Regions from separate parts of the Homo sapiens genome. Here region 1 is linked to region 2. The links are chromatin loops, found by intact Hi-C in ENCODE. Cell type or tissue: CD4-positive, alpha-beta T cell. All regions are shown on one strand.

The links. Peaks named below come from ENCODE experiments on the same cell type or tissue, not always from the same donor. Only the 100,000 strongest peaks of a DNase experiment are listed, where the experiment ranks them.
Region 1: a loop joins it to region 2, with 2.3 times the contacts of the local background. A loop is called at or near these places in 6 of 110 quality-filtered maps.

What each region holds. Positions count from the first base shown.
Region 1 is chr17:559,118-561,617 of GRCh38, reverse strand. VPS53 (VPS53 subunit of GARP complex) reads left to right here. Exons shown (of 22, transcript NM_001128159.3): 15 at 1,045-1,192. Among named protein-coding and RNA genes, the nearest start is that of VPS53-AS1, 38 kb to the right of the region's middle. RefSeq lists a silencer at 353-402 and an enhancer at 418-1,617. In CD4-positive, alpha-beta T cell, no CTCF peak of the experiment used is centred here; DNase peaks (open chromatin) are centred at 927 and 1,467.
Region 2 is chr17:673,833-676,332 of GRCh38, reverse strand. The region is part of intron 4 of VPS53 (VPS53 subunit of GARP complex); the gene reads left to right. Among named protein-coding and RNA genes, the nearest start is that of VPS53, 40 kb to the left of the region's middle. In CD4-positive, alpha-beta T cell, no CTCF peak of the experiment used is centred here; no DNase peak of the experiment used is centred here.

The DNA.
Region 1 (2,500 bases), 110 kb after region 2:
GTATAATCCCACTACCCAAAGAGAACGTAACTTTTTGTATATATTTTTCCGTTCTTGATAGATACCTAATGTGTGTGATCTGTGTGCTTTTGTTTGTTTGTGTCACGGAATTGGGGCTATACTGCTTATAGCTTTATTCCCTGCAGCTACCGTTTAACTTCATCGTGGGAGCATTTTCCCACGTGTATTAGTCAGCATCTCAGCAGAAAAAAATGGCATACTCAGCTGGGATTATGTCAGTAGAGAGACTGTTCACAGAAGTGGGGGCAAGGTGAAAGGAGCCAACAGAGGATTCCAAAGCATCCAGATATGAGTGGGTAGTGGTTACTACCATAGAACTCACTCAGTAGCTGGGGCTGCCCCAAAACCTGTAGTCACAGGAGGATGTGTGATGGGTGTTGGCCTCTTGAGACACTTAGGGCCTTGGGCAGGAAGCATGTCTTAACATTCGCTTATGTCCTCCTCCACAAGCACACATGAGTCCCCTTGCAGACTTCTCTTAACATTCGCTTATATCCTCCTCCACCAGCACACACGAGTCCCAGTGCAGACTTTTCTTAACATTCACTTATGTCCTCCTCCACAAACACACATGAGTTCCAGTGCAGACTTCTCTTAACATGCGCTTATGTCCTCCTCCACCAGCACACATGAGTCCCAGTGCAGACTTTTCTTAACTGAAAGAAACAGGGTAGGTAACCATCTTTCGTGCTCCACACGGTCCTAAATGAGTTCTGCACATCAGGAGATTCCAAGCTAAAGAGAGGACAGCTCAGCAGCCTTCCCTTTGGATATTAGACCATCCTAGTTAATGTGACTAATGGCCTGCTGATGATTCAGATTAACTAAAATAGGAATCATCTCTTCCTATTTCTGACGGTGTCAAGGTAAGGTCAGTAGGAAAAGGACTCATTGTATGTGAATTGATTTGGGCCATGTCCAGCCTTTACTTCCCCCTTTTCTGTATCTTAAAATAATGTAGTTTCCAGTTCAGGAAGCAAATTAGAAATTCCATGCTGACTTGTTCCTGTTCCTTTTCTTCAGAACCACAACCAGCAGTGGAGGACTGACTATCAGCAGCCTCCTCAAGGAAAAGGAGGGCTCAGAAGTAGCCAAGTTCACTCTGGAGGAGCTCTGCCTCATCTGTAACATCCTGAGCACGGCAGAGTACTGTCTGGCCACCACCCAGCAGGTGAGCCATCCTGGCTGCCCACTCACCACCTCCTTTTCCTGAACCCTCTGGGCTGCGTCGCTCGGCGAGTAAGAATATACGTCCTAACATGGCCACAGACAACCTTGGGTCAGACCAGTTGGCCTGCCACAGAGGAAAGCTCAGTGTCCAGCCATAAGGCTGCCCAGGCAGCTGTCTTACAGAAAGGCCTTGTTAAAAGAAGACTGGGCAAGAAAGTATGACTGGTCACCTCCCTGGAGTTGTGTAAGCTCCTCAAAGGGCATGACCTGTTAAAAGTAGGTCAGTAGCACTCCAACCCATATGAGAAAAGCAGTAACAAGCTTGTCTGTGCTAGGACCCAGCCTTTGGTGATGATGAGTCACAGCCAGTTATTCCATGCTCAGAAGTGTTACTAAGTTAAGCAGAATCCTTTGGGCTTTTATGTGTCTTCTGAAATTTACATGGCATTTTCAATCTGCCTCAACAAATAGCCATTGTTTGGGATGCTGACGTTTAGGAACTGGGGGACAGGAAAGGGTGATGCCTCTGCTGGAGGCCCCCACATGGCCATAGTTCAGCAACTGATGGAGCAGAAGGAAGACCCAGAATAACCTTTGATTCAGCCTTAAACATGGAATTAGAAGTCCTTTTCACACTTGGTCTGGGATTCCCCTGAGGCCAAGAGAAAGAAAGTAATTTGGAAAGGTTCTGCTCTTCTACCCACTTTGTATTTATAATTTACAGATGCCTAGACCACAAGAAGACAGTCATAAATGATAGTTCAGACAGCCCAGCTTGGAGCTCCTGTGTGCCAGGGCAGCAATATAGCAGGTCAAATAGGAAGTGTGTCTACCAAGGCCCCTCAGTGGCACATAAGCCAGCCAGAGGCAGAGGCAGCAGCACACTCTGCCTGGGGACCTGGTCATGTTGAGTTGCGAAGGTCATGACCTTCCAGGGTTTGGCCTTGGAGCCACAGAGCAGTCCGTTTAGCCCCAGGCCACTCCCCAGGTAAGATGGCACTATCTGTAAGGACCTCCAAGGCAGGGGTTCCAGAGTTCTTTCATGAAGAAACACTGTTTAACTATTTTGGGTGTGCACAGAAAGAAATACGATACATGTAAATATGCTATTTTAAAGGTAAAATAACCGTAGTATTTAAAAAAATAAAGATCCCTTTTAATCCCATCATCCTCAAATAATCATATTAGCAATTTGGGGTATTTTTTCAATTGTTATTCATAGACATAGTTTTGAATGTTACAATCTTAATTCACTGTTATATCCTTTTATTGTTAGTGTCATACATAGCATTAGCATTTCTCCTGTCAT
Region 2 (2,500 bases):
CTGAGATATGTTTGTACAATGGATGGGAATTTGGCTTTCTGTCTTCATGGAAGAACTTGGCCTCCTTTTTCCTCTTCCCTCTTTCATCCACGGAAACAGTATTTAGAAGAGCACAGATTCAGCGTTGTGGTTGTGCCGTCACCATTTCCATGTGTAAGTCTCCATTTTCAAGAGTCTGTAACTATAAAATTTCCTTTGCTCCAATTTGGACTCCAGGGTCTCCTCTGGAAGGAGATTAGTTTTGCAAAACCAAAGATAATACATCTGTTTTGGCTTGGCGTTTTGTAGTCATCTAGATTAAAGCTCTAAAATACATCAGAAACTTGTCGTCCTCCGTATATTATTGGATCCCATGCCGGGGTTTCTAATTTCTGTTTCTGTATTGCATCGTAGACTCTGAACAGATGCTGTGTTCGTTTCTAGGTATTGTATGTGATACCTGGAATATGGATGTTAGGCAAAAATGTATTAGTGCCACTTTCATAATGACCCCCAATTTGGAGGGGGGCATTTCTTCTGGAGATATACTTACTACCAAGTAAGTTTTTTTTTTTTTTTTTTTTTTGAGATGGGAGTCTCGCCCTGTCGCCCAGGATGGAGGTGTGATCTCAGCTCACTGCAACCTCCGCCTCCTGGGTTCAAGTGATTCTCCTGCCTCAGCCTCCTGAGTAGCTGAGATTACAGGTGCCTGCCACCACACCCGGCTAATTTTTGTATTTTCGGTAGAGACGGGTTTTCACCAGGTTGGCCAGGCTGGTCTCGAACACCCAACCTGAGGTGATCCGCCCGCCTCTGCCTCCCAAAGTGTTGTGATTACAGGCGTGAGCCACTGCACCTGGCCCCAAGTAAGTTTGATGATTCAAATTCTGTCTTTAAAGCAGGAGAAAAGGTGTATTTGAGGGGTCTTTACCCCATCTCAGACCGAATTCTTAACTCCTGTCTCCTTGTTGTACTTGAGCTTTTCTTGTTCCTAGTCACAAGGGAACGGTCGCGACAGACAGCCCTCTCCTACTTCCGTGATAACCGTAGAATTATCAGCTAGGCAAAGTGCTACTTCTAATAAGTCAGAAATTTAAACTTTTTTTTCATTGAAGACTTAGAGATTCTAGTCTTTAGAGATTTCTGGTAACTAGTGTCTTGTGGGCAGGTTCTAGGACCGTTTGTCAGCCCTGGAATTTTCCAGATCTCTGTAATTAAGGATGTACTGTTTTAAGGCTGATCTGTTCTTGATTCATTCACTGTAAGCAAAGACACATTTTCAGTTGCTTTTGCAGAACATAACATTTTGAGTCATTTGTCTTGATCTGTAATGCTAATGTTTTATTACACTATAAATGTTTACCTTGCAAAATATTGTTGCATATATTACTTTACTTGATTTACTCGATTCACATGTTTACAAAGATGTGTGAATTAGGCCACGTAGATGCTGTTCTCCCCATTTTACAGATGAAGAGATGGCCCGCATCAGTTCTGTGACGTGCCCAAAATCACACGAAGCGAGTTAATCACAGACCCAGATTTTCTCATTCGCAGTATGCTGCATACTTGTCCATACTAAATTATCTTTAAACAGTGACAAACATTTAAAAGCAGATTTGGGAGCCACCTGTTTTGCTGTGGAGCCTGGAAGGCTGATTCATAAGGAATTTCAAATAATGGCAGTGACCATGGCCTCATTAGCCAGCTTGGTCCCCCTCAGTATGACGAAGAAACTGGACTGAGAGAAGAACCCCAGGTTGAAGAGAACTCTCTGTGTTCTGCACACCTGTGCTGCCGAAAATACAGACACCAGTGAGGCCCTAAAGAGAGTAAGCGAACCAGGAAGAGAAAAAAATCACACAGATGAATCCTCGCAGCCTGAAGGGCATTTGGCACAGAAGGTGTCTCAAAAAGTCAGCTGAGGGAACATCCAGATGTCACGCAAAAGGATGTTTTCTCCTGAATGAAGACTTACGATATAGATGAGAGTTATGAAGTGACTAAAATGAGAAGTAATAGTAAGATATGGGGAATTAGAATGAAGTCAATAACCTCGAACTTGGCAACTGGAAGTCCTGGCTATTTGGGAAAAGTAGTCCTTTGTTAAACTTGGACAAGTTGTTCCTTTTAATGTGCCCCATTTCCAAAAATATTGAATTTCTTTACCTTTCATTCAGCAAAAGCAGCAGAAACTTTTGCTTAAACGTTTCCTTGTCTTTTGCCACTTGGAGGTGTTGCTTGAAATGCTCTCATCCTCCGGGGTTACCTTTCGTCAAAGGAAGCTGCATGAACGCATCCGTCACTCGCAGCTATTTCAGGGCTAGCTTGTTTTAAGTTAGGGGTGATAACAGATATAGGCAGAACTTTGCAATGTAAATGTTTAGTCTTATTTGGGCACTGCTGAATTTGTTTCCGAGCCTCGTCTTGTGATTTTAATTTCTGGCTTGTCTCCTGAAAACAACAAAAATGAGCTCTTTGGTTCACATTTTCAGTGGCTTTGGTTTGCAGAAATCATAAA